Regions from separate parts of the Homo sapiens genome. Here region 2 is linked to region 1. The links are chromatin loops, found by intact Hi-C in ENCODE. Cell type or tissue: MCF 10A. All regions are shown on one strand. Links, peaks and the distances in the headings refer to the core of each region. The heading gives the core; the rest is flanking DNA. Region 1 overlaps CD38 (CD38 molecule). Region 2 overlaps TAPT1 (transmembrane anterior posterior transformation 1).

Region 1 (11,812 bases), core at 2,021-10,020:
AATCTTCTGTCAGTTATGTGGATTGCAAATAAAGTCTCCCAGTCTATGGCTTAACTCTTGACACTATATTTATCACGTCCCTTATTTACTAAAGATTTAAATATGATCAAATTTATGTTTTCTTTTAGGGTTGTGCCTTTTGTATCTTATTTAAGAACTGATTTCTTTAATGTGAGATCACAAAAGGGTTATAAATATTCTAAAAATGTTAAACTTTTGCTTTTCATAGTTAGATCTTTGATCCACTTGGAATTTATCTTTGTGTGTGGTGAAATTAGGAAGCCCATTTCATTTTTCCCCAGATGGATAGTCAGTTGTGTAAGTGCTGTTTATCAAATAATCCATCCTTTATCGAGGGTTTTCTGATGCCACTTCTGTTGCATCTTGTGTTTCTTTATGTATGTCAGTTTATTTCTGGACTCTCCAATCTGTTTTATGGTCTGTTTGTCGCTATACCACTGCCACGTTGTTTAAATTACTAATGCTTTGATATCCAATAGAACATGTCTGCTTTCTGTTACGGGAGATAAATTTACATTTTTAAGAAGTTTATATAAATGGAATACATATCATTTACTCTTTTGTGTCTGAGTTGTATGTCTTTGTCATGATGTTTTTGTGATTCATCCATGTTGTATGTATTAATAGCTTGTTCCTTTTTATTATTGGGTCTATTGTGTGTATATATCACAATTTGTTTATTTATCTATTGATAGACATTTGGCTTGTAGTCACTTTTTGGATACAATGAATAGAGGTTCTATGAACATTAGTGTACAAGTTATTGTATGGACATACTGACAGAGCAGGAGCACAGTCCTCTTGGACAAACACTGCCACTTTAAGTTCCAGCTCCATTTTTAGCCTCATGCATCTCAGGGAAATCACTTCTCTTCTAACTACAAGTAGCCAGAAAGAGCAAACAGTAAACCACAGATAAAACAGCTCAGGCACAGAGGGAGGAGGGAGAAAAGTCTCTTGGGTAACTGCCACACTTCACCCTCATACAGTGGGCCCCAGTAAAACAGTGGGCGTTAATAAACACATTATTTTCCCTTCAGGTGCACTAAAATAGGGAAGCTAAAAGCAGACTCGGGGGGTATGCCTGCAGCTGCAGAAAAATGTATAAAAACAGACACACAACTCTCCCTCCAAAATAAGCACAACAAAAAACACAAAAGCAGTCCAAGCCTCTAATAAACTCTCCTATCCTAAATCCTTAAAAACTCTTAGTCTGTAAGAGAGTGTGCTGTTGACCTAGCTCAGCCAAAAGCTCCTCACAGGTTCGTTTTCTCTAAAATAAACCTGTCTTAACTGGCAAGCCACCTTTCGTGTTTTTTTTCCTCTTTCTTTAATTCTTACACATACTGTTTTATTTCTCTTGAGTGAACACCCAGAAATAGAATAGCAGAGCCATATGGTACATAAGTTGATTAGCTTTTTGAGAAACCACCAAACTGTTTTATAAGGCAATTGTATAGTTTTACATGTGTAGCATCAGTGTGTGAATATTCTAGTTGTTCTACGTCCTTGTTAACATTTGGTATTGTCAGACTTTTAAATTTTAGCCATCTAAAAATTTATAGTGTTATTTTATGGTGGTTATAGTTTGCATTTCCCCCATGACTAATGATGCTGAGGATCATCTCATAGGCTTTTTGAAGTATGTGTTCAAATCTTTTGCCCATCTTTAAAAATTAGGGTTTTTGTTTTGTACAAATACTTGGAAATTAAGCAACATACTCCAGAATGACCAATGGGTCAATGAAGAAATTAAGAAAAATAAAAAAACTTACTGAAAATGATGAAAACATGTCTAACAAATAAAAATTGATACACAACATACCAAAATCTATGGAATACAGTAAAAGCAGTACTAGGAGGAAAGTTCATAGTAATGATTGCCTACGTCAAAAAAGTAGAAAGATTTAAAACAACTTAACAGTGAACCTCAGGAAACTATAAAAGCAAAACAACAACAACAAAACCCCCAAACTCCAAATTAGTAGAAGGAAGTAAATAATAAAGATCAGAACAGAAATAAATGAAATAGGTTGGAAAAGTAATACAAAAGATCAACAAAATGAAAAGTTGTTTTTTAAAAAAAATTGACTAAGCATTACCTAGACTAACTAAGAAAAAAGAGGGAAGAACCAAATAAATGAAAAAGGAGATGTTACAATTGATACCACAAAAATATAAAGGATCGTAAGAGACTATTATGAACACCAATAAATTGGAAAGCCCAGAGGAGATGGATAAATTTCTGGGCACCTACAACCTACCAAGATTGAACCAGGATGAGATACAAAATCCGAATAGACCAATAACAATTATTGAGGAACCTCAATAATAATTTTTATTAAACAACAATAAAAAGTTTCCCAATTAAAAAAAAAAGCTCAGGACTGGATGGCTTTACTGCTGGATTCTACCAAACTTTGAAAAATAACTACCAATTCTTCTCAAACTATTCCAAAAAATTGAAGGGAAGAGAATTCTTCCAAACTCATTCTATAAGGCCAGAATTAACCTGATACAAAACCAGACAAGGATACAACAACAAAAAAAGAATTTTGCAGGCCAGTATCCCTGATGAACATAAATGGAAAGTTCCTCAACAAAATACTAGCAAACTGAATCCAACAGCACATTAATAAGTTTATTTACTAAAACCAGGTGGGATTCATTCCAGGGATGCAAGAGTGGTTCAACATATGCAAATCAACAAACATAATACATCCCATCAACGGAATGAAGGACAAAAATCATATGATCACCACAATAGATGCAGAAAAACAGTTGATAAAATTCAACATCCCTCCATGATAAAAACTCTCAAACAATTAGGTTTAGAAGAAGGAACACACTTCATCTTAATAAAGGCCATATATGACAAATCCACAGCTAATATTGTACCAAACAGGGAAATGTTGGAAGTTTTTTCTCTAAAAACTGGAACAAGATAAGGATGCTTACCCTCACTACTCTGATTCCACATAGTACTGGAAGTTCTAGCCAGAGCAATTAGGCAACAGAAAGAAATAAAAGACATCCAAATTTGGAAGGAATAAGTCAAATTGACCATGTTTGCAGATGACATCCTCTTACCTACAGAAAAATCTAAAGACTCCACCAAAAAACTCTTAGAATTGATATACAAATTCAGTAAAGTTGTGAGATACAAAATCAACATACAAAAATCAGTAGCATTTCTATACACCAATAATAAACTATCTGTAAAAGGAACCCCACTTACAATAGCTACCCCCCAAAAAAAACCTCCACCTAGGAGTAAATTTAACCAAAGAGGTGAAAGATCTCTAGAATAAAGACTACAGAACACTAATAAAAGAAATTGAAGAGGACATAAAAAATTGGATAGATATCCCATGTTCATGGATTGGAAAAATTAATATTGTTAAGATTCCATACTACCCAAAGGAATCTACAGATTCAGTGCAATCTCTATCGAATTTTCAATGGCATTTTTCACAGAAATGGAAAAAAAGATTCTTAAATTTGTTAGGAACCATAAAAGACCCCAAATAGCCAAAGCAATTGTTTGTTTTATTTTATTTTATTTTATTTTATTTTATTTTATTTTATTTTATTTTATTTTATTTTATTTCACTTCATTTCATTTTATTTTTGAGACAGTCTCCCTCTGTCACACAGGTTGGAGTGCAGTTGCATGATCTCAGCTCACTGCAATCTCTCCCTCCTGGGTTCAAGCAATTCTCCTGCTTCAGCCACCTCAGTAGCTAGAATTACAGACATGCACTACCATGCCCTATTTTTAGTAGAGATAGGGTTTCACCATGTTGGCCAGGCTGGTCTCAAACTCCTGACCTCAAGTGATCCACCTGCCTCAGCCTCCCAAAGTGCTGGTATTACAGGCATGAGCCTCTGCTCCTAGCCAAGCCAAAGCAATTCTGAGCAAAAAGAACTGGAGGGATCACACTACTTTACTTTAAAATATAATACTATAGTAAAACAGCATTGTATTGGCATTAAAGCAACACATAAATCAATGGAACAGAATAGAGAACCCAGAAATAAATTCACATATTTATGGCCTATTGATTTTCTGCAACAGCACTAAGAACATAAACTGAAGAAAGGACACCTTTTTCAATAAATATTGCTGGGGAAACTGGATATTCATATGCAGAAGAATGAAACTAGAGCCCCATCTATCATAATATAAAAAAGTAACTCAAAACGAATCAAAGACTTAAGTGTAAGACCCCAAATTATGAAACTACTAAGAGAAAACATAAGGAAAATGTTCTGAGCAAAGATTTTATGGATAAGACCTCCAAAACACAGTCAACAAAGGCAAAAATAGACTAATGGGATTACATCAAACTAAACATTTCTGTGCAGCAAAGTAAACAATCAACAGAGTCATGTGACAAACTACAGAATGGGATAAAATATTTGCAAACGGTTTCTCTGACAAGGAATTAATATCTAGAATATACAAGGAACTTAACAGCAAAAAGCCAAATAATCTGATTTTTAAAATCGGCAATTGATCTGAACAGACGTTTCTCAAAAGAAGACATAAAATGGCCACTAAGTATTTGAAACAGTGCTCTATGTGACTAATGATTAGGGAAATGCAAATCAAAATCACAGTGAGATATTATCTCACGCCAGCTAGAATGGCTATCATCAAAAAGAAGAAAAAATAACAAAGCTAGCAAGAATGCAGATAAAAGGAAACTTAAAACATTTCAGCTTTTACTTTAGATTCAGGGGTTACATGTGCAGGTGTATTGCATGATGTTGAGGTTTCAGAATATGATTGAACCCATCTCCCAGGTGGTGAGCATAGTACCCAATATGTGGTTTTGCAACCCTTCCTTCCTCCTTCCCTCCCTCCTCTTATACTCCCCAGTGCCTAGCATTCCTATTTTTATGTCCATGCGTACCCAATGTTTAGCTCCCACTTATAAGTGAGAAATGTAGTATTTGGTTTTCTGTTTCTGCGTTAACTTGTTTAGGATAATGGCCTCCAGCTGCATTCATGTTGCTGCAAAATACATGATTTCATTCTTCTTTTTGTGGCTGCATGGTATTCCATGGTGTATACATACCACCACATTTTCTTTATCCAATCTGCCATTATTGGGCATCTAGGTTGATTCCATGTCTTTGCTACTGTGAATAGTGCTGTAATGAACATATAAGTGCATGTCTTTTTTTTGGTAGAACAATTTATTTTCCTGTGGGCCATATACCCAGTAGTGGGATTTCTGGGTTGAATGGTAATTCAGTTTTTATTAATAGTTCTTTAAGAAATCTCCAAAGTGATATTCACAGCGGTTGAACTAATTTACATTCCCACCAACAGTGTATAAGCGACAAAGAAAATTCTCACACATTGTTGGTAGGAATGTAAATTAGTACAGCTATTATGGAAAGCAGTGTGGAAGTTCCTTAACAGGCTAAAAATAGAACTACCATATGATCCAGTAATCTCGCTACTGGACCTATATCCAAAGAAAATAAAATCATATGTCGAAGAGATACCTGCACTCCCATCTTTACTGTAGTTTCATTTATAATAATGAAGATATGGAATCCACCGAAGTGTCTATCAACAGATGAAGAGATAAAGAAAATGTGGGATATATAGACAATGGAATGCAGCCATAAAAGAGAATGAAATCCTATCATTGGTGGCAACATGGATGAGCCTGGAGGACATTATGTTAAGTGATATAAGCCAGGCACAGAAAGACAAGTTTCATATATTCTCACTTACATGTGGGAGCTAAAAAAGTTGATCTCAGAGAAGTAGAGAGTAGAATAGTGGTTACTAGAAGCTGAGAAGGGTAGGGAGACAGAGATTGATCAATGAATACAAAATTATATATATGGATAGAGGAAATAAGTTTTAGTTTTAGTGTTCTATAGCATTGTAGGGTGACTATAGTGAACAATAACTTATTGTATATTTTCAAGTACTGAGAGGAGAAAATTTTGTACATTACCAGCACAAAGAAATGATAAACCTTTGAGATAATGGATATGCCAATTACACAGATTCGATCATTATGCATTGTATGCACGTATTGAAATGTCACTTCACCCCATAAATATGTGCAATTACATGTCATTTAAAAGTGATAAGAAAAATTAGTTTTTTTGATCTTATTATTGACTCGTAGGAAGCTTATATATTCTGAAAAGAAGTCCATTTTCAGATGTGTACTAAAAATATTTTCTTTCATTTTATGACTTACCTTTCCATTTTCTTTAATGGAAACTTTTAAAAACTTTTAAAAAACAAAGTTTTAAAAAAATCTAGTTAAGGTCCAGTTTGTTAACTTTTTTCTAATATGGCTTGTGACGCTTATTCCTTCTGCCTAGAATGTTCCTGGGATGTTTGTGGAGCTAAGTCCTCGCTTCCTTCAATTCTTTACTCAAATATGTCCACCCTATTTAATGTCAACTGTCCACCGTATTTAATGCCACCCTATTTAATATCACTAACACCTCCTCCCCCCTCACTCTTGACATTCATTCTAGTCTATTTTACATTTTTTTCTCATAGAACTCATAAATTTCTAGCATGCTTTATAACTTACATATTCATTATGTTTATTGTTTATTGTCCGTCTTTGTTCCAGTAAAATGTAAACTCCTAGAAGAACAGAGACCTGTGTTTTGTTCACTGATGTACCCTAAGTGCTCACAAGTGTTTCTAGCACCTAGTATTTGCTCAATAAATATTTGCTAGGTTGATGAATTAATGATTTCTAAGCTTTCCTTCAGCCTGAAGAGTTTTCTGATTGTAAGATTCTACTTAGATAATCCTAATTGTCTCAGTGACTCTCACCAGTCACTCACTTCTCCCACAAGGTGGCAGTCTTTACCTTCAACACAGGTTCTGGTAGCCTCAAATTTGAGAATTAATAGCTGAGTTAACCTGCTTGTTTTCTTTGAGCCCAGACAGCCTGCCCTATGGGAACTGACAGCTGTAAAATTTAAAGGACGAGTGTAATTACCCTGCAAGATCTGAGTGCTTTTAGGCAAGAGGATTTAGGGGGTGAGAGTTTTCCTGGAGAGGGACACATTATGAAGGTGATATTGCTTAATTGATGGGGACTTTGAAACATAGTTGCTCTTTGTGAGAATGGTATAGGTTTAGAGAGAGGTGCTAGCACAGAGCTGTGACACCTGAAGTAGGCTGACCGCAGACAAATTGGATTTAACCACCAAATATATCTGTGTTTTCATGTCTTCCTGCCCCGTGCCCTCTTATCTGACTCACTTTACCCCAGCACTGGGGAATAACTGTGCCCTATTCTGGTCCTGACCCTTTTGTACCATCTAGGGAAATGAGAACTCCTCTTGGGGTCTCAGATCCTCATTTCTGTTAGAACCAATCCTATTCTGTGGGTAGGGCCATGGTTGTAAATTTCCTGTGGGAGGCAGCATTGCTTTGCAAAAAGAACACAGTTTGGCATGTGAGGCAGCTCTGCCACTTGGACAAGGTGATAACGCTTTAGTCTCTTTATTTCTAAAACAGGGAAGATGCTAATACCCCGCCCATGGACTAGTATGAGATTTAAATGGCAGGTACTTGGCACAGTGGCAGGTGGTGAATGCTCTTTGGTGATCATGACTATCCCTTTCTCCTGGTAGTGCTGCCTCCTCCCTCTGAGCACCTGGAGTCAATCCACCTTGGGTAGGTCAGAGAAGGCAGAAGAAAGTGGTGGGAGGTGAACTCGACGGAATGATGTACAGGGCGATAGGGTGAGTGAGAGGTCTGGGATCTATTGGCAGGAGCAGAATGGTAGGAAAGGGAAAACATGCCATTGACCTTGAATCTTGACATTTGTGCCCATCCTATGCTGTGTTGAGCCTCAGGTCACCGTTTGCGGAGGTGAGCAGAAAACTGCTAACAGATCGAGGCTTCTCCAGCCTTCTAGGTAAACTTTCATCAGTGGGTTAGTTGTCTTGTTCAGAAGCTGATCACGGAGCTTTGGCCAAGCATAAACACTGATTATGGCAGTCCAATTGTCATAATCCCTTTGATTCTTTAATATCACCTTCAAGATTGTTTGTTATTGTCAATGCCCCCACAACCTAAGACCACCAGGAACACACTGTAATTGAAAAAGGTGGGTTTGTTGCTCTCTGCAAGAAGGGAGGACACTCAGCGTAGAGACTCATGAGGGTGGGGCAGGTTTTATCCGATGACGTTAGAAAGGACTTACTGAGGATTTGGGCTTGTTTTAGGAGATTTGGGGGAAAGGTTCAAGGAGACTGGCTTTTCCTGGATGCTGCCAGGAAGTAGTGGGATGGTAGTAAGTCTGTGGTAGGATGTTTAAATAAATTTCCTCTACTGGGCTGGAAGAATGAGAAGGCTGAAGCTGTAATAAGTAAAGAAGTGGCAGTCACTCCTATCAGCTATGATAAAAGGATGTTTGGCTATTACTTTATGGTTTGGATGCTATTTTTGCTTGTGTTCACATCATGGTCTATCATGGTGATAGGCCACGTACACAGTGGCCTTGTCTGATGCTGGTGTCCCATGGAGTTGATTATGCTCAGCTGAAGGACACTAAGGCCCAACTGTGGGGGCCAGGCCAGCTCCTGAGTGTCAGGGGGGGCTGCACTGCTTTGTCATTATCAACATCTCCACATACAATACAGCCTGTGCATGTGAGGTCCCAGAAGGAAGGAGCTAAAGCAGCTAGACTGGGATCACTTTACTCAATTTGAGGAGAGGAGTGCTCTTGAGGGAACCAGAGGAAGGCAGATGAGCTGGTCTGATCTCCTTTTCTATTGGAGCTCTATGCAGATAGACTGAAAATATTTGCTAAAACAAAGAGCTCCATCTCTAGAATACCCTTAGCAGGATGTCCTTGATTAAAGGATTATTTCTGAAAACTAAATCCAGAATCCGTGAGGCATGATTCCCTGGAAGATCATGTAAGCTGTACAATTCTCTATGGAATAAATTGGAGACTTCATCCCTTAGATCCCTTTGACTGTGTGAGGAACCCCACGAAACCTCACTTAGTGACTTTATTCATTCTTCTGGGCCTGAAAGCATATGTCTCATGCAGGAAGGAAGGCAGGACCAGTGGGGCTTTGCAGGTTGTGCCATTCTCTCCTTGCTTTGCTTGAGACTCTTTATTACCTGTCTCCCTGACATTATTTGTAGTGTGATTCTGGGTGTGTTCTGTGATTCTTGTGACTAGGTATCCAATTTTGCTTAAGGATGCAAGGAAGTGTTTGGGGAGAAAGCTCTATTGGAAGAGGTCTGTAGTCCTAGCCTCCCTCCCCACCCCACATTTCACATCATTAGACCTCAGCACATGGGTCTGGGGCACCAACACTGTCTTACCTGTTACACAGTGTGGTCTTTATCTGGATGAGGGATGCGAAAGGATACATTGTGACCAAGAGACCTGGGAGAGGCACAAAAATAACAGGTGACCACCAAGGGTGCTTGGACCTGAGATGTTTCCATTTCCTAAGACCCTCCAAGATTCTCCAACATTTGGTATAGTTGCCCAGGCAATTTAACAAGAAAATCAAATTTTTGTTATGACCCCCATTGTAATTTATGCTTATCGCAGAAAAATTGAGACTATAAGAAGGAGAATAGAAGGTCACAAAACCACTCTATACTAGTCCAGGGATAGCTATTCTTACAACATGGATTGATCAGTGTGGGGTGATTTCTCCTAGTGTTTTTTGGACAGAGAAGCATTGAAGATGCCCTGGTTTTAAGGTCTTAGGATGAAGGAATTATAGTTGAACAGTTCAAAATGATGTTATGAATTACTTTCAGATTTGTTTGCTTGATTGCATTAGCCTTGCCTGGCCCTACGGTAACTATTTGGTTCCATCATGGTGGCTGAGTAGGTGGCTCTGGAAAAAGAGCTATTCAAGAAAAGCTTTTCTTTCTCTAAAAATATTGTAGGGGGCTCGCCCTCTGTTCTTGGAAGCAACGTTTGGGATGGCCTCTTGGGAGGCTGTCTGGTGAAGTGTCTAGGGGTATGTGGTCTGGACTTGGACAGGACAAGATGCAAATTCTGGCTGGGATATTCTAGTTGTGGAGTGTTGGGCAAGTTACTTGGTCTTCTGAGTTTATAGGTAAACTGGAGATAATAGGTATGTGTGAATGAGGATCCAATGAGATGCCTGTAAAACACTTAGCCAGATGGCTGCGTGAAGAAAGCACTTGGTAAATGCTAATTGTTGTGGTTGTTATAATTAGTACAATGATTAGTCATTGCTGATTGTTGGCTAACTGGCGGTAAGAAATGAAAGTAAAGTAAGGCAGTAGCAGCTGAGGGAGGTGGTGGAGGGAATCAGGAGACACTTGGAGGTTCTGGTTCTGCCTGAGTTTAAGTGCTGGGGAAAACTAGTTGAATAACTGCTGGTCTAACATTTAACAGCTGTGTGACCTCGGGCTAGTCACATTTCCTTTATAAACTTCCTTTTTCTCATTTGCGAAATGAAGGGGTTTCGTTAGGTTACTTCTCATCACCCCTGGTTGACCATTAGAATCGTTTGGGAGACCTTTTTAGAAATTCTTGGTTCTGGGGTCTTCCATTTTCCCCATTCTCACTTGGTGGGTCTGAAAGCAGGCACTGCAGCTTTTCCAAAGCTCTTCAGGTGACCTTGAAGTGTGGCCAGGGCTGAGAACCTCTGACTTCCAACAGCACTTCTGGTTTAGGAAGGAGCAAATCACCGGCACAGAATGAGCTCTCAGGAACGGCTGCTGAGCTAGTAATTGCCGTGACACTGTCTCCCTGTCCCAACTGCAGGCACCCCTAGACGTCTCCTGATGAAGACTTCCAATTTTGGAACAGAAGAATCTTTGAAAAAAATATTATTGAACTTCCAGAAATGATTCATTCCTTCTCTGCTCCTTCTTTAGTTGGAAAGATCTGCCCCCATCCCTGTCTACTGCAGTCCCAATCCCTTTTTATTTCAACATATATATCCAAACCAACAAAAAAATTGACTCGCACAACCAAGGTGAGGTGTTTGGCTTTAAGGATAAAATAAATAGTTTCATAAAACCTGCCCCCAGATTTCTCATTGCCTCTACTCATTTTCTCTAATTTGTAGGGCACACTGAAAGCTCGGATTCATAAGATGTAGAAAGGGCAGAGAGTTAAGTTACAAACTCTTCCTAGGTCTGTTTCAACTCTAACGTTCTATAGCTCTGCTCCGTCTAAACAAGGAATTCTGTTAAATTTGTAACCTGGACTTTCTTGAATACTGAGGTAATGTTTCTTGAAGTAGGATATATATACCCAAGAAGAATAAAAATAATTCTGGAGGTGTCTTAATTCTCTGTGGGACTCAATAAAAGTTTTGGTGATTATATATAAACACACTTATGAAAGCATCTGGTACATGTAGGTGCTCAGTGCACATGAATTTCTCTTTCCTGCCAGATCTTTTGTAGTGGAAAATTATCTTATTCTTCCATCTTTGTCTGCAAAGATGCTGCTAAGGAAAGATGTAGAAGAGTTTTACAAGGGAGTTGGAGTATGGGAACAGGAAGTTCCCAAGAAGGCCACTGCATTAATAGAATTGAAACAAGATCCCCTAAAGGAAAATCGCTGCCAAATCTCTTTTCTCTAAACTATCCAAAATGGTGCCCCATAAATTTTCATTGACATTGAAGTACATAATGTAATAAGCTTTTTTTTCCTTAAATATATAATGTACGGAGAAAACCAGGTTGATAATGGTTTCCTGGCATAGCTTTCAAAGGCAAGTGTGGATGAAGTGGAAATATGGTGCACAGATATTGGAAAGA
Region 2 (11,812 bases), core at 2,363-10,362, 390 kb after region 1:
CTGTGAGCAGTTGTTACAGAAACTCATTCTTGTTTTCTACAATGTGCACTGTATGATGTTTTCAGTTAGATATTAATTTGGCTGATCTATTTACAGACAGAATCTAAGATATTGCAGAAATTCTGAAAGCAGACAAATTCTGTGAAGACTGTTCACGAAGGGCTAAAGGTGGCTGGAAATACACTGGGCTGGACCAATGAGCCTAAATAAGAGAGAGGTCAGAATGTGTCTAAGTCAGATCACATGACTTAAGATGGGTATGAAAAGCCAAGTAAAACTACTCTTAGCAGTTGAAGTTAAGGCTTCAGGAAAGATTGCATCACGGCCAAAGTTGATCAATCTCTGTCATTATTTCTTTTTCACCATGACTTTCTTTTATCCAATGATGTTCCTCTTTCTCCCACAGAGAGAAAGAGAGACCTTTTTCTCCTCAGGGAACAAAGAATGTCCTTCATCTCCTGACTCCCAACCAACCAGCCCAGAGCACAGATCTCTGCCAAGGGCTACCTGAATATCAAGATAATTTCCTGCCCTTATCCCTACAAGACTGAAAATGGAAGACCTATTATATCTGCCAAGAATTGGATCTTGATCACTTAAACATATTTCTCATTCAAACACTGAGAAGAGGAGACGTTTTGAACACTTGTGAGCTCCTGGCCTTGGTGTGACTGTCTCCACTTGGGCAGCAGGGAACAAACGTGAGCCACCAGCCCCCACTCAGAAGAGTAGCACAGCTCAGCATATACTGAAAGTCACACATCATCAACAGTCATGGGCTTTTGTGTTTAAAGACTGTAAGTCATGTTTATAAATTAAAGAAAATGATACGAGCTAAAAGTAGGGTAGTATTAATTTGTGTTAATTATGAAAATAATTTTGATAACTAATTAAAGTAGAAAACTATACTTAGAGCTTTTCGTATTAGATGGCATCTACTTAGTTGAGTGATCTCAGTCAGAGCAATTTTATTTGAGACAAAGGGCTTTTAAGTATATATCCAATTGTGTTTCTTTATATACATATTTTGAATCAAAGAACAACGTGTTAGTATATCAATGAAGGAATAGTATATTTAATACAAGCCATAGTTAGAAATTAGATCTACCAAACATTGGAAACACATATCCCAAAATGATATAATACCACACTTTTTGAACCAAGCTGATAAATTAACAAAGAAAAGTTGTAGAAACACCTAATGCTACAATTCAGTTACTACGTGGCAAGCACTGTTCTAGACACTCCACATATATTCCTTTCAGTGTTCACAATAATCCTATTTATTTAATCATCTTGGTTTTACAAATGAGCCAAGGGACAGTCAGGAACATGCCTGTGGTTGTACAGTGATTAAGTTCCCACACGGTGCAGCAGGGATGGAAACTTGGCAACCTGGCTCCAGAAGGCATGCTCTTCAGAAACATCTGCACTCTAGACTTTTTAAAACAGAACTTCTAAACTTGCAGGAATCAACAACTCAGAACCTACTATCTTTCTGTAAAATTTTACACTGGATACTTTATCACTGTACCGCAATCTCATCTCAATAAATTGCTGTACAAAAAAACAAACCTATCTATCATTTGGTATTTCTAAAAATGAACGCAAAAAAAAACTGGACTATTATGATATATATACGATATACACATATTGAATTCACTGCTTTCTGTGCACCCCCTGCTCTGGTGGAAGCGTTCCATCCATTGCTAACATCATAATTGGTTGCTGCAGGAATGACTGTGATTTTCAGGAGGAATATTATTCATATAAAGAATACAAGAAGCAGAACCTTTAAAAAACAAGGGTCTTGATTTCTGTCTTCTTCTTCTTCTTCTTCTTCTTCTTCTTCTTCTTATTTTTTGTATTTTTAGTACAGACAGGGTTTCACCATGTTGGCCAGGATGGTCTTGAACTCCTGACCTCAGGTGATCCACCGGCCTCGGCCTCCCAAAGGGCTGGGATTACAGGCTTGAGCCACCGTGCCCGATAAGGGTCTTGTTTTCATATAAATGTCCTTGTTAATAAAAAAGAAAGGCTGCCAAAATAAAAAATTGTTTCTAAGGTGGCATCTTAAAAGACAGCTGTATGTACCACAGCCTCTTTCTAAGAAAAGACCTAACCTCACAAATAAGTTTACCTGGTTAAAACAACTTGAACCAATCAGTTTATTTGTTCCTTCTCTGCCAGGATATTTTTAGATGACTATCTGATAAGCACTTCAAACTCCCTAAGAAGCTTATCCAAGGCCCTGCCATTCAACCCCGAACTGGCTTTTGAAAAATACTTTCATGCTACAGTTCTTATAAATGGCTAAGTGGTGGTTACTGGCAATTCACCTTGCAAATGATGAAAACCCCATATGAAAGCATAAACAAGTGAAACATACTGTTGGGCAAAGTGAAAAACCCACTAATCTAATTTGCAGGTTTGGGTGTATGTCATCACACAAGTAATATTACATCAGGTATTTAACAAAACTTAAACATTTTTCAACATAAGACATTTAAACAGAATTCTTTTAAAAATTTCTAGTAAAACCACCCTTACAGAAACCAAATTAGCTAAATTTCCAAAATTTTACTTTTTATTCTTACAAACATTTCCATTTCCATTGTATTTCTGGTAACTGTACAATTTTACATTGTACAATTTACCAGTTAGAGCATCTCTAGTTGTTTCAAAGGGCTCATAGACTTACAGAAACTGAATTATACAGTAGAGAAAGACGATCAAGGGTAAGCTGTTTCCTTTTCCTCTTTAGGGGAAGATAATATGCTAACTATGATTAAAGTAACATCTAGTAGTGGACAGAAAGATCAAGAAGGAAGATGTGGCACCAAAAATGAGCGAGAAAAATGGGAGAATCCCTGCATAGTTATTTCAAATCAGTGTTGAAACATGCCAGAGTATTAGCATGAGTTATTTCATTACAAAATACATAGACTAGATCTCTCGCTCTCTCTCAATATTTTCAGCCATTTGTGGTATAATTGGAAGAGTGAAGAAACACAAGCACTACTGAAATAAAAATGCAAAATAATATGTTTTTATTTTTGAAAGTGAAATCCTTTTATAATTTAAGTAAACTGGAATAAAGTAGTGAAATCAAGATGTTTTCCTGAATTAGAAAATTAAGTATCTTAAATCTTCAGTTTGACTCATATGTAACAGAAAAATAAATACTTAAACGGAATGATTCAAACCATTTCTTAAACTTTAATTTCAAACTATACTGAAAAAAATAACTTATTTATAAAGCTATGTTCACAATTTTAGTAATGCAAAATAAAAACTGCTTATATGGAAGGAATTAAGCTCAGCCAATTTCTGTGGCTTTGGGGATGAAGTATTTGCTAAGTCTAAGCTAACATGTGTAAAGATGACTTTTGAGCGGATTTTCATGTTAGGTGAAATCACAGTCAAATCCTTCACAAAGAAATGTGGACAAAGCTTTAAGACCAAGTAAAGATGCTATTTTAAAAAGGACAGGGATCCACATTTTCTTCAGTATGTTTCTACCCCCTAATGGCTATGTCTGCCTATCCTGTTTACTTTTGCATTTAATGAATGTCAATTTGGCCAAGAGTATAGAAGGAAAAATCAGGGTTTACTCACCACAAGGAGTCCCTGTGCCACCACATTCCATTCTATAAAGGAAGTGAAAGTGCTCCTCCCTTCGGTCTGATTTACGAGAGAGAAAGAAAGAGAGAAGATTGTAATGTTGCTACGCTACTTAGAGCTCCATGGTGAGGAAACGGGACAATAAAACCTGGTGTTACGAAGACTTTCTAATAACAAATATATTGCTCTCAACAAATAAGCCACATAGATCAGCCCTGGTAAAAGGAAGTAAAAGGCATATTTGTTTCCCCAGAGAAAGTTACCAAGAGCTCTCCCTACTTGTGCTACAGTGGTGGCATCAATCACTTAGGCCAAAATCAAGGCTTAATTTTGTCTAAAAAGAGAAAAATCTATTATAACATATAGGTGAGGTTAATCTTGGGCAGAACTATTTCGAAAGAGGTAAGGCATACGAAGGAAACTCAAAAGGTTAGGAAACTCTCAAGCATCTGAAATTCATAATTCTGGGAGACAAGAGCTCTCCCATGGGATAAACTCTCAAAAGAAAATGATACTATTGCCTCTTCAACCAAGAAAAATAAAAGCCTGTGAAGCCTCATGTGAGAGTTATGCCTAAAGCCGGGCCAGGGGACAGAACATTTGCTCACACATATTTTAGTTGCTCTAATAGTAAAAAACAAAAACCAAAAAACACTCCGGCATTTATTACTTAAGCCTGTTCAACTCATGTATCACTTTCTAAAATGTTTCAGTAAAGTTTTTTCAACAATAACTCAATTCTTGGTACCAGGCTATATCATTTTTCTCTACAATCTTCTTTAACTTTTAACTTACGTGACTGAGAATTCTAAAGCACAAAACGAAGTCACAAATTTCAGGAGAATAGAGGGCTGACAAAAATGCCAGGTAAATCAAATGTACATAATTAGCTATTTTTCATTCAATTCTACAAGCAAATTTGGAAAAAGGATGTTTCGTACCTCTAACATAATATAGAGCAGTCTGCTTTTCTGAAAAACAAAAAATTCTATCATTCTTCCAAGGAATAGACACTTCATATAATAAATCAAAACTTAGTTCTGTTTTATATGTCATGAATCATTAAAAAGATTATCCTCGTTCAAGAAGTTTCTCAAATGATTTCTAAAATGACACTACTCTTATCTGGGAAAGAGGGAAGATATACATAAGTGAATCTGCTTTTAAAGAATTTAGATGCATTTTCTAATTTTTTTTTTAAGTCTACAACAAAATATTTGTGGGCAAAGATTTTTCAAGGTTGTTAATTCATCAGAAACTATTTCAGTGAAGTATTCTTGAGATCACTGAGGACAGACATTAACTTTTAGGGAGGGAGTGCATCCTTGGCAAACACCACACACAAATATGACTGCAGATAATTACCCTGCCAACATCTCATAATGAACAGTACTTAAACAACAGGGTCAAAGCCAGCAAAACACCCTGCTGGATGAGCCATCATGATGAAGGCTGGGTTTACTTAAGGCACTGTAGAACCACCCTTGTCCTCAGCCTTAGTGAAGGGACAGGGTCTTTATTTTACTTAAGTCAAAAACCATGGCAAGTTTGCAGAAGAACTAGAAATAGGTTCAAATATTAAGTTATGAAGCAGAGAACACGGGGGTCTATGTGCTTTAAAAAGCTTCTCACAAATGCTGTACAAGATGTAAATCTGCAAACAGATGAGGTGAGAACACTGATCTCAAATATAAAAAGAAGGCAATAATTTACATTATTGATGTGATACTGAACCAAACAGTTCTAGAGTCTGCAAAGAGTTACTGTTTTCACGTCAGCATTGTGATTAATTTGACAAATGGACTGTTTCCTCCCTTTTGTGAAAACAATTTCAAAGAACAAAGAGACTAGGAAGACAGTAAGTTTTTACAGAAAGAAGATTGAAATACAGGAGAGTGAAAAAAAAAAATTATTTAAAAAATTGCAATCAACTTCTTTGCCAGTCTATTTCACTTCTTCTTATTTCTTTGAAAAAAATAAAGTCAGACTGAAGGAAAGAGCACTTTTTGCTTGCTGAAAAGGATGGAACATGACATCACTACAGGCAAGACAAATCGAATAATCTTTAATGGAAGTAGAAAACACAGGAATAAAAGCTATCAGAAGGCAAAATCTGGCTATTTCTAAATAATCATTTGGTAAACCTAAAAAGTATTTTTATATTCCAAAATATTTGAAAGGTCTTAGACTTAATATTAACAATAGCTTTGTTTATGTAACTTTTACCTTATCAAATATTTCAAGTTTCGTGACTTTAAAAATAATGCTCAAAGAGATATTTTCTAAATTGCTCAAAGAAACAAAAATTGCAGCCTATATTACTGTAAGCACAAATTACTCAATTTTGATAAACCATACTTAAGGCACTAAGACATTAGGCAGGATTTTCATATTCTGTGTAACCTGGCCTATCCTCAAAGCATTTATAATTGCCTGAACTCCGTTTCATTTAAAATTTAAATGAAAATTTAAGTTTCATTTAAACTCCTATCATTTAAAATTGCTGAAACAGTTATATAATTTTAACTGCATTTCATGTTTTTATACATATAAGTATTTATTAGTGATAGCATGAAATTAATTTTTCAGTTAATCCAAAGCAGAAATAGTAAGAAGTGTTTGCAGGGGAAATCCTCAATGGAGTCTTAAATGTCATGTGTAACAGGCTGCCCTCTAGTGTCATTTTAGCTATAAAACTTTGAAAAAAGAAAACATCTTATTTTCAAATGATACTCAAATTAATTTAGATTCAAAGTATTTCAAACTAATGTAAGAAAGCAATCATCTTATGCACTACAAAAAATCTTAAAATATCTAAAAAAGGTTAGAGGTAGGGATCATTAACCACTAGTAAAAGTAAATACTGGCAGAGGATTTAAGATTTCCCAGTTCCCTGTAACATCTTTTAGTTTTTAGAACAAACACTTTAAGAATTTTTTTTTTTTAAAGAGACAGTCTTGCTCTGTCAACCAGGATGGAATGCAGTGGTGCAATCACAGCTTACTGCAGCCTCGAATTCCTGGGCTCAAGGAATCCTCCTACCTCAGCCTCCCAAGTAGCTGGGACTACATGTATGTGCCACCACAACTGGCTAATTTTTTATTTTTTGTAGAGACAGGGTCTCGCTATGTTGCCCAGGCTAGTCTTAACTCCTGGCCTCAAGCTACCCTCCCACCTTGGCCTCCCAAAGTTCTAAGATGACAGGTGTGTACCACCGTGCTGGTCTAGAAAAGACTCTTCTAATGCTATTTTATGTGCCCTGTACCCCCACGTAACAGGGGCTACACAGAAATGAACTTGAGTGCAACACAGTTTTAGATGCCTGTACAATATAACAAGGTGGAACTTCAAACAACTGTCCCCGAAGAGAGACCCTTGGGATCACTGGCAAATCACCACTGTTACTTAGTATACCTCATACGTGTGCTAACCAATGCCCAAGGAAGGGACCACTCCAGAAGGAATACAGTCATTAGCTTATCTATCATTTTAATGTTTTACCACATTGTGCCAACAGCCACTAAGAACATGACATGTCTTTAAAAGCCGTCCACATAAAGATGGCTAGAACATGAACTTGACGCACACTGTTGATCAAAGAATAACTAAAAAGTAATGTAGCTCATAATGTAGATGTGAAAAGCCCTACATAGTATTAGTTATTTTCTTTCTTTACTTGAGACAGGGTCTCACTCATCACCCAGGCTGGAGTGCAGTGGCATAATCATGGCTCACTGCAGCCTTGACTTCTCAGGGTCAAGTGATTTTCCAACCTCTCAGCCTCTGGTGTAGCTGGGACCACAGACATGTGCCACCATGTCTGGCTAATTTTTTAAATTTTTTGTAGAGACAAGTTCTTACTATGTTGCCCAGGCTGGTCTTGAACTCCTGGCCTCTAGCGATCCTCCTACCTTGGCCTCCCAAAGTGCTGAGATTACAGGCATGAGCCACCACATCCAGCAATATTAGTAATTTTATGTCATGTGTTTCACCTGACTTTATCTAAATTTCCATGTTTCTATTCGCTTTATCCCGTTCCAAATAAAGATGTATATTTGGTAATGTTCTATTAGATTGTATTTGGGTCTTCTGAAAATGAACTAAAATGCCATGATATCATGAAGCTCCCAGGAGTGATAAAAGAAAATAGTTTATTGTGGTTAGGTTTTGTTAGTATTAATGCACCACGCTACAAATGCCTTTAAAAAGGCTTGTTAATAATAAGGCCTTCTTAAAACTTCTCCCAAAAGAAAAAAGGATGTACTAGAAATGCCTTAAAGCAAATAACTAAATTTCTAAAACTACCTTCCCATTTGATTAACTTGTGATTAATAAAATATGTAACACTAATTCACTGTTATCCTGGAAGGCAAGTAAGTTACAGAATATAGCATATAACAATGACAGGAGCTGAATTTTTATAATTGTTTTACTCCATGTAATCTTGCAAAACAAGCATTTTAAATCCTTTTATAATGTGATCATCATAATAATTATTCCAATTTATACTGGGAGGAATTTCTATCAAAACTGATTGTCTTATTTTTAAAAAGACTGTATGTGTTACTAAATATCAAGTATACGCTCATTTACTACTTTAAAAAAGAACCTTTCATGGCTTCAGTCTTTTAAAAAAACAAACCATATAAATGTGTATATCGACCACTAATTTTTAACTCAACTGCTATGGTTAAATTATTTTATTAATTATATATTTTATACACCACGGAACAGTCACCATAGTTCAATGAAGTCTCACAAATTATTGTCCATTTTAGCATTTTAGAACTTTTCCAGCATGAAATGTATGTAGAAAAGTGATGCATGTCAGAAATGTAACCTCGACATCTATGCTAAGAACTCAATAAAAATGCTGTGAAGAGTGACTATATACAGAGTGGAGACACACCGGCATAATTGTACAAAGAAAGAAAACCGTAAAAGCCAAACTCGCTTTTAACCTCAAGACCAATAAAGCATTAAGCTTCATGTAAGCTTAACATCTTCACCTTACTATTCTGAGTTTTGGTAGAGAAGAAAAAGAAGAAAACAGATTATCTGTTCTGGTCTACTATGAGCCAGGTACTATGCTGGGTATTTTTTTTACATCTTCCAATCTTTGTGGTAAAAGATGCTGAGCTCTCAATACCCCCTTTTTGCTGATGGGGAAGCACACTTAGAGAAGTCAGGCTGTTGTGCACAGCTCACAAGCTAATCAATGTCGGGTCGGGCTCTCTGATCTTCCCCGTGGGGACAATGGTCTTCCAGAGTTTTTCCACTCTCACAAATCAGTCTCGTCCATAACCAGTAACTAAGGCTCCACAGATCATTACAATGATTCTCAAATGAAATGGAGGAGGAACACTTGCAGTAAGAGCTCCTGAGGAGATTCCTTTTCCACTCCAGCCTAGAACCCTGTCCTTTCCACAGATGATGCCTACGAGGCCCAAGGACTTTGGGGAAATAAAGGCCCAGGTGAGTTAAGAACGTGATAAGTAGGTCTTTGACTTTCAGACCCGGGTCCTTTCTACACTGCTACAAAGCCTCCAGCATTAACATTATTTTACCGGCTAAAGCAAAGTTTCGGTTCAAAACAATTCTGGAAAAAAATAAGCATATAAAAAGCTTAATATTATATAAACATATTATATAATATCCATTAAAAAGGTAAACAGTTTATGCATGAAGGGCCAAAGTGTGGATGAAACTGTATGAATTATCCTTACTCTGCAACCACTACAAGTATTAAAAATAATGAAATACTATACATTTACAATAGTTAACGATCTTAAACTTACCTTAAGCCATAGCAAGGCAAAGTGAGGAGCCTGAATAGTGCCAGGAAAACTCTTAAAGGAAGCAGGGTGAACACATACAAAAACGCATCCAGGCACAGAAAGATTCCAAAAACCATCAGCTGAATTTTAACAAGGAGAGAAGAAAAAAAAAAAGTATTTTAAAAATACTTGTAGATGAAAATTCCAAACAACCAGAATTTCTAAACATTATAAAAAATTAATTTCTTAAAACTTAGCCCTGGGAATAACAAATTAACAGTTCTTCTCTTCAAAGAGTGAGTCTGTGCTTCCTCAGAGCCTTTGGTTTACGACTCACAAAAGAAATTACTCAAAAACAAGTTGCCCTTGACCATAGTTAATGGCACATCATCTGATGCGGCTTTCTGAGTACTTCCTCAAGCTCTAGATATTATGGAAAATCTTTATTCCTCATAATTTTGCTATTCCTGTTTATTAGAATGCTTCATTGATGGGAAAGACTGGAATATATATTGAGTTACAATATTGTTTATGTTAAAAATATGCAAACTGATCACTAACTTTAACACAATTTCATGTGCACTGAAACTTGCTGCACTCAGAAGGCCTTATTCTTAATTCCAGGACCAGCCTCCTAGTGTTTATATTTCTCCTCCTTTCTTGAGTACTTGCCATACCCTTTCTTTTTGTGGTATCATTAGACACTCTTACTTGTTAAGTTTAGGACTATATTTCACAGAAAGAGGGTGAAGTCTTTCGAGGACTTGGCCAAGTAGCCACCACTAGGCTAACAAACTCAGCTACTCATTTTAAGAGTGGCAACTTTCTGTATGTCTGACACACAATTATGGTATGATACATATGCCCTCACCACAGCATCCATGTATCTTTAGTCAATAAATTGCCCTGCCTCCACAGATTAAAATTCATAGTTACAGGCTGAACTGTGTCCTCTCTATCAAGTTCCTATGTTGGAACCTCAGAATGTAACCGTGCTTGGACATAGGGTCTTTAAAGAGGTAATTTAAGTTCCTATGTTGGTACCTTAGAATGTAACCGTGCTTGGACATAGGGTCTTTAAAGAGGTAATTTAAGTTTAGGTCATTAGGGTGGGCCCTAATCCAGTGTGACTGGAGTCCTTATAAAAGAGGAAATTTGGACACAGGCACAGACAGAGGAGAGATAATATGAAGACCGAAGAGGAAGGCAGCCATCTGCAAGCCAAGAAGAGGCCTCAGAAGAAACTACCCCACTGACACTCGATTGCACACTTCCAGCTTCCAGAACTGCAAGATAATAAATGTCTGTTGTTTAAACCACCCAGTCTATGGTACTTTGTTATGGCAGCCCTAGCAAACAAATTCACATGTCTTTAAATGAAAGAATACACTTTATTAATTTTTGATAAAAATATCTCAAAAATATGCTACACATAATATTTGCCAGATTTCTTAATCTGAATATATAGGCCCTTTTTTTGTTTTTAACAATTTAGACTCATTATGAACAGCAGTGAAAATACGATGCTAGATTAGCATAGAGTCACGTGTGGTAGATTAGCGTAGAGTCCCAGTGTTGCATGTTTTCTTGTCTTACACACAAAGCAGTACAGCAGGAGGCTGAGCAAGGTCCATATAGATAGAGTTCATGGTCCTTTTCTATTACTCTCCTATCACTGAGAAGCCTTTCCGTCCTTGCGAGTGGACTGCTGGTTCAGTACTGAGGGCAGAAACTGCCAGAAACCTGATGTTCCCAGGAGCGTTTGTGATCCACTAAAAAGTTGCAACTCAGTCTGAAAATCAGGTCCCGGATAGGCAGCCAGGCTGAAATTTAGTTCCTTCCTAGGCAGCTTCCAAAGCACTGAAGACAGTTCAGCTCAAACTGACTACAGAAAGCTTTGCAGAAGAGTATACGAGTGGGAACACACTGGGAAGTTCTTTGTGCAAAACTGAATTAAAAGTACTGAGTTACAAACTGCAGACATATAATTTTAAAATATTTTCTAAAATTCATTCTCAGCAGCGATTTATCAAAATGTACATGTTTCAAAATAATCTTTTGCTTAATTAATATCTTCAGGTACTTCTTTAAAATAAAAAGAGTTATAAGTGAAAACAATAAAAGGACAGAAATGTTCACCAGGCTCTCTGTCTCTGAGAGATCTTTTCTGGAAGGACTTCAGAAGCCTTCTACAGGTTCTGGGCAACGCAACCGGGCACTGGCCAGGTGCTGGGCTTGGGCCCTGCCTGTGCATGGCCGCAGTCTAGTACCACCCACACTCTGCAGTGAGACAAGGAGTTGGCCTGGGTTCTTGAGTGGTGGAGGCAGAGCCAGGACTTCACTCAGTCTGCAGAAAACTGAAGCACTATTTCTACTAATGACACTTTCACTCATCCTTCTGGCCTCACTCA

What was found. Peaks named below come from ENCODE experiments on the same cell type or tissue, not always from the same donor. Only the 100,000 strongest peaks of a DNase experiment are listed, where the experiment ranks them.
Region 2: a loop joins it to region 1, with 5 times the contacts of the local background. A loop is called at or near these places in 8 of 110 quality-filtered maps.

Annotation. Positions count from the first base shown.
Region 1 is chr4:15,798,924-15,810,735 of GRCh38, forward strand. The region is part of intron 1 of CD38 (CD38 molecule); the gene reads left to right. Among named protein-coding and RNA genes, the nearest start is that of CD38, 27 kb to the left of the region's middle. In MCF 10A, for the core only: a CTCF peak has its summit at 6,877 (motif pointing right); a DNase peak (open chromatin) is centred at 6,888.
Region 2 is chr4:16,193,040-16,204,851 of GRCh38, forward strand. It overlaps TAPT1 (transmembrane anterior posterior transformation 1), which reads right to left. Exons shown (of 14, transcript NM_153365.3): 3 at 9,423-9,541. Among named protein-coding and RNA genes, the nearest start is that of TAPT1, 28 kb to the right of the region's middle. In MCF 10A, for the core only: CTCF peaks have their summits at 3,627 and 6,308 (motif pointing left); a DNase peak (open chromatin) is centred at 3,652.